2 separate regions of the Homo sapiens genome follow, and region 1 is linked to region 2. Evidence: read pairs that join two places in POLR2A ChIA-PET (ENCODE). Cell type or tissue: K562. All regions are shown on one strand. Links, peaks and the distances in the headings refer to the core of each region. The heading gives the core; the rest is flanking DNA. Region 1 overlaps USP18 (ubiquitin specific peptidase 18). Region 2 overlaps MICAL3 (microtubule associated monooxygenase, calponin and LIM domain containing 3).

Region 1 (2,904 bases), core at 260-2,759, 240 kb before region 2:
CTTTTCCAACCCAACCTTAGGCTCAGCAGACCCCACAAGGGAAGTACCACTAATCTCAGGATTCTTGGGGAAAGGGCTTTGGCTTACAAGATAGGACAGTAAGAAAGTAACAACCTGGGGTCACAGGTGAGCACAGATTTCTACTCCCAGACTATCAGGAGCACATTGCTTCCAGACAGACCCATACAAAGGTAGCAGTAAAGATGGGAACTAATGCTAAGTGCCTCTAGAATCCCAGCACTGGCTTAAAGCAGTTTCCACAGATGACCCCATTTAATCCTCCCAACAACCCTATGTGCTTGGTACTATTATTACCCCCATTTGTTTGTTTGTTTGTTTGAGACAGAGTCTCACTCTGTCACCCAGGCTGGAGTGCAGTGGCGTGATCTCAGCTCACTGCAACCTCTGCCGCCCAGGTTCAAGCAATTCTCCTGCCTCAGCCACCTAAGTAGCTGGGATTACAGGCACCTGCCACTGCGCCCAGCTAATTTTTGTATTTTTAGTAGAGACGGGGTTTCACCATTTTGGCCAGGCTGGTCTTAAACTCCCGACCTCATGATCCACTTGCCACGGCCTCCCAAACTGCTGGGATTACAGGCATGAGCCACCGCGCCCGACCTTGTTTTTGTTTTTTACAGATAGGGTTTCACTATGGCCCAGGCTGTATCCCCATCTAAAAGATGCAGAAACTCAGGCACAGGAAAGCATGAGCCGTCGAATACAAAGCTCTGCGGCTTCAGAGCGGAGGGGGTGAGCCGAACATTTACATGCAGTCAAGAAGAGGAAAACGGGAGGGGTCTAATGACCATGAGGGTAGTCCCAGGCCCTGGGACGCTCTCTGGGCTGCTCTCTCTTCATGTTGCTGTCTTCTTCCTTCTTTTCTTCAAGATCTGCCGGGGACTGCGAGGACTCAGCCAGGATGGACTGACAGATTTGCCTCAGGAGCCCAAACGCCTTGCTCATTCGTGATCACTCCAAAACCCCCAGGCCGCAGCTGCCTGGCCCGCGTTCAGGACAGCACGACTTCACTTCCAGGAAGCGCTTATGTGAGCCAGGCACGATGGAATCTCTGTGAAAATACAATGCGGGTAGGCAAGAATTAGAGAAGGAGGAATGTGTATTCATGTAATCCGTTCTGATGCCAAAGAGCAGGTCTTAGAGGGAGATAAATGTTTGGGGAGACTGACTCATAGAGCTCTAGGCTGGAAATGACAGCTAGGCTACACATCCCCTAACCTGGGTCCCAGGCGTTTCCATTCATCCTCAGAGCCGACTGCCAAATCCTAACCGGGAGCGCCCTCTTGGGAAAGGACAGGGAAGCGCGCATAGGACTTTGCTTTACAACCCAGGACCAGGCCCACTTCAGTAAAAAGCCAGCACTAAGCAAGAACTCTCAGCCCCTGATGCCAGGCTGGCATACAGGGGAAGCCTCTCAACCCGCCCAACACCCAAGGGGACCTGCGGCCCTGGCAGAACAGCCTCGTGTTCTGGCCCGCAACACTGCCGGCCAGCTGCAGCAGTCAGATAAACCTTAGCTGCAGGCAGGCTGTAGCTACCTGTCGGCCTTAGGCACATCCTGGTGCTGGGCTGGTCTCATGGCATGAATTCTGGGGGTGTGACTCAATATTGTCTCAGCCTCAGTGGCCATAGGGGTACCCGTGTACCCTCCCCCAACCCAGCACAGCTGTGTGAAGAGAGACACTGTTTGCTTGGGGGAAGAAGAGGTAAGTGGAGTACTTCGCCTTGGAACCCAGTGTGTCCGGAATTGGTGGGTGCTTGGTCTCACTGACTTCAAGAATGAAGCCGTGGACCCTCGCAGTGAGTGTTACAGTTCTTAAAGGGGGCATGTCCGCAGTTTATTCCTTCTGATGTTCGGATGTGTTCGGAGTTTCTTCCTTCTGGTGGGTTTGTGGTCTCGCTAGCTCAGGAGTGAAGCTGCAGACCTTCGCGGTGAGTGTTACAGCTCCTAATACGGCGCATCTGGAGATGTCCGTTCCTCCCGGTGGGTTCGTGGTGTCGCTGGCTTCAGGAGCGAAGCTGCGGACCTTCACGGTGAGTGTTACAGCTCTTAAGGCAGCGCGTCTGGAGTTGTTAGTCCCTCCTGGTTGGTTTGTGGTCTTGCTGGCTTCAGGAGTGAAGCTACAGACCTTCGCGGTGAGTGTTACAGTTCATAAAGGCAGTGTGGACCCAAAGAGTGAGCAGTAGCAAGACTTACTGCAAAGAATGAAACAACAAAGCTTCCACAGCATGGAAGGAAACCTGACCAGGTTGCCACTGCTGGCTCGGGCAGCCTGCTTTTATTCTCTTATCTGGCCCCACCCACATCCTGCTGATTGGTCCATTTTATAGACAGCCAATTGGTCTGTTTTACAGAGAGCTGATTGGTCCGTTTTGACAGGGTGCTGATGGGTGTGTTTACAATCCCTGAGCTAGACACAAAACGTCTCCACGTCCCCACTAGATTAGCTAGATACAGAGTGTGGACACAAAGGTTCTCCAAGTCCCCACCAGAGTAGCTAGATTCAGAGGGTCGACTGGTGCATTCACAAACCCTGAGCTAGACACAGGGTGCTGATTGGTGTGTTTACAAACCTTGAGCTAGATACAGAGTGCCGATTGGTATATTTACAATCCCTTAGCTAGACATAAAGATTCTCCAAGTCCCCACCAGACTCAGGAGCCCAGCTGGCTTCACCCAGTGGATCCCACACCTGGGCCGCAGGTGGAGCTGCCTGCCAGTCCCGCGCCGTGCGCCCGCACTCCTCAGCCCTTGGGTGGTCGGTGGGACTCGGCGGCGTGGAGCCGGGAGCGGCGCTGGTCGGGGAGGCTTGGTCCGCACAGGAGCCCATGGCTGCGGGGTGGGGAGGCTCAGGCATGGCGGGCTACAGGTCCCGAGCCCTGCCC
Region 2 (2,904 bases), core at 316-2,815:
CAGGGGAGATAGAGGGAAGGGACATGCTTTGTACACAGTGTCCACAGGATGTGGGTCGAGAGTGACGGGGCAGGGGCGGGGCCTTCTTCCCTGGGTGTGGTCAGCAGAGCTCTCTCTGATAAGGTGAGCCAAGACCTGAAGAGCGAGGGGCACTCTGCATGGCTGGCCAGGGCAGCCCCGCCCAGGGAGGCCTTGGTGAGCAGGAGAGAGGCCATGTGGCTGGGCCTAAGGGTGTTGGGGAGGGTGGCAGGATCTGACCTGGGGCTGGGATGTGGCAGTCAACGTGTCTGATGGGTGTTTTAAATGGATGCTCTGGCTGCTTTGTGGAATATTCTGGAGGGTGGGTTTGGAGGAGCAGAAGTAGGGGAGGCTCATGCAATGAGCAAGTGAGAGCTGGTGGTGTCTCAATGAGGATGATAGAGAAGACATGGTGAGAAGTGGTTGGATTTGGCTGTATTTGAAGGTAGAACACAGAATTTTCTGAAGAACGGACCGTGGGATGTGACAGAAATGCAGACGGGGGCAAGGTTTTGGGTTGAGTGTCCGGGTAGCTGGCGGTGTTGTTTACCAAGATGCAGAACACTAGGGAAGGAACAGGCTCTGGCGAGCGGCATCAGAGTGTTGCCTCCAGTGCTTTAAGCTAGAGATGCCTGTCAAACATCCAGGTAGAAAAGTCACACAAGTGATTGGTCGCACAAGTTCAGGAGAGAGGAAATAAATATTAAGGCACCATTGGTTATTGATACTGTGTAGATAAATCTACGGGAGGGAGGATCCTCCAGGGCACAGCTTTCACAGTGGCTTGTGTCTCCGTGGGTCATGAAGTCAATACAGTGGGCACCAGCAATTTTCAAAAAACGAAATAGAATTGAAAACAATATCTCGGTAGTAAGGGCTGTTGTAAAATGTTTCCTTTTATGCCAACTGATAGGGGAATTTTGCCCTATGAAACATTTTTTAAAAATTAAATTTATGTGAAAAGAGAGCTGTGTCCTAGATCACAGTATGAAACTTCTTTTTTTAAACTGCAGATCACAGTTTAAAAGCCACTGATGTAGAAGGAGATGTAGTTTCAAAAGAGATCAGAGACTGAGTTGATTCCGGGGCCATTTCAACGTGCAGAGGCTTGGGATGGGTCTGGGACCAGCAAAGGACGCAGAGAGGGGCTATGAGGTCACAGCAGGACCCAGAGAGTAGTGTCCCCTTGTCCTGGAGGCCGGTGGGGTTGTGGGGGGGCAGACGGTAGTGAGCTGTGACTTGTGCTGCAGACAGGTTGAGGAAAACAAGGTTTGAGAATTGATCATTGGATTGGACAGCATGGAAGTCATTCATGACCTTGATGAGGCATTTCTGTGGAGGGCTGAGGACAAGGTCTACTTGTTGGAGGTTCAAAGATAGTGGGAGAAGAGAAAGTTGTGAACAAAGCATTGACAATTCTTTCAGCGAGTTTTGCTGTCAAGGGGAGCAGAGTAAGTTAGTTGGAGCGGGTGGGGTCAGGACTGGGTGTTGAAAGACGTGTCCTTGCTGAAGACAGTTCAGTGGGGTGAGGGAGGATCACTGCAGGGAAGGGACCAGTGTGGGAGGCAGCATGCTTGAGTAAGAACGGGGACAGGATCAGAAGCACAGGCAGAGGCTGGCTTCAGCGAGACATGCGGCAGATGTCGCTCGCTATCATTGGAGGGAAGGCAGATGATATGGGCATAGACATTGATTACCGATAGAAACTTGCGGAAGAATGCCGAGAAGGTGGAGAAACTGAGAACCATGGCAGAAGAGAAATTGTGTTTTCGTTTTTTGGTTTTTGTTTTTTGTTGCTTTTTGGGTTTTTTTTTTTTTTTTTTTTTTTTTGAGACTGGATCTCGCTCCATCCCCAGGCTGGAATGCAGTGGTGCAACCATGGTTCACTGCAGCCTCGACCTCCTGGGTAGCTGGGACGACAGGTGTGCATCTATGCCTGGCTAATTTTTTAATTTTTTGTAGAGATGAGGGTCTTGCTATATTGCCCAGTCTGGTTTTGAACTCCTTCTGAAGCAATCCTCCTGCTTCAGCCTCCCAAGGGGCTGGGTTTACAGTCATCAGTCGCCACACCCAGCCTATTTTGGTCTTCTACACAGAAATCGAATCCTTGAGAAATGAACATTGATTGCAAGCTGCTCAGCTTGGTGCCGTTGACATGTCATCGATAGGCAGGTGTGGGGTGGCTGGTGGGCCTAGATGACCTTTCAGATGGTGCTGAGCCTTGACTGCAGTGTATTTTGTGGTTCTGTGGCAGTGACGACAGGCAGGCGAGACACCTGAGAAACCCCATATTCTGTTCCAGGTTAGTCTCCTGCCAGCTGTGTTTTGGGCCAGCGTCGGAAAGCCTTAGCTGCAGGCTCTGCCCCTGCAAGAGGGAGGAAGCGACCTGACCCGAGTGCCTTGGTAGGACCTTGCATGTTTCCCACAAGTTCTCCGGTCATCTCGTGAGGTATTTCTCTCCCTTCGGACTGCTGGAGGCTTGGCATTCTCTGAGTCCCTGTGTGCAGTGGCCTGGAGGTTGCCCTGTACGGCCTACCAACCAGCCAGCTTCCTGGGTCTGCCCAAGTGTAGGTGACCGGGTAGCCCTTTAATCAGCAGAACCTTATTGAGCACCTGCTGTGTGCCTGGAACTGAGTACATGGTGCTAAGCAGAGTGTTGGGTTGGTGCAAAAGTCAGTGCGGTTTTTGCTATTAAAAGTAACGGCAAAAGTAACTGCACTGACTTCTGCACCGACGTTATAGATTGGATTCCGGCCCTTGAGGAGAACAGCTTTTTTTTGGGATTCTCCTTTGGTTGTGTTTTCCCACATCCTCAATGAGGCTTTCTCCCCACCCAGAGGCCTTTCATCACCCCTGAGGGCAGGGCTCTTAGATTAGTGGGTCAGG

Evidence for each region. Peaks named below come from ENCODE experiments on the same cell type or tissue, not always from the same donor. Only the 100,000 strongest peaks of a DNase experiment are listed, where the experiment ranks them.
Region 1: POLR2A ChIA-PET joins it to region 2 with 5 read pairs; 3 of 35 experiments call an interaction of 5 or more read pairs at or near these places.

The regions. Positions count from the first base shown.
Region 1 is chr22:18,155,723-18,158,626 of GRCh38, reverse strand. USP18 (ubiquitin specific peptidase 18) reads right to left here. Exons shown (of 11, transcript NM_017414.4): 2 at 807-1,069. The coding sequence starts at 963. Among named protein-coding and RNA genes, the nearest start is that of USP18, 7.0 kb to the right of the region's middle. RefSeq lists an enhancer at 2,804-2,904. In K562, for the core only: a CTCF peak has its summit at 1,301; a DNase peak (open chromatin) is centred at 1,296; H3K27me3 peaks cover 1,017 bases.
Region 2 is chr22:17,915,000-17,917,903 of GRCh38, reverse strand. The region is part of intron 1 of MICAL3 (microtubule associated monooxygenase, calponin and LIM domain containing 3); the gene reads left to right. Among named protein-coding and RNA genes, the nearest start is that of MIR648, 65 kb to the left of the region's middle. In K562, for the core only: no CTCF peak of the experiment used is centred there; DNase peaks (open chromatin) are centred at 1,213 and 1,543; H3K4me3 peaks cover 1,160 bases.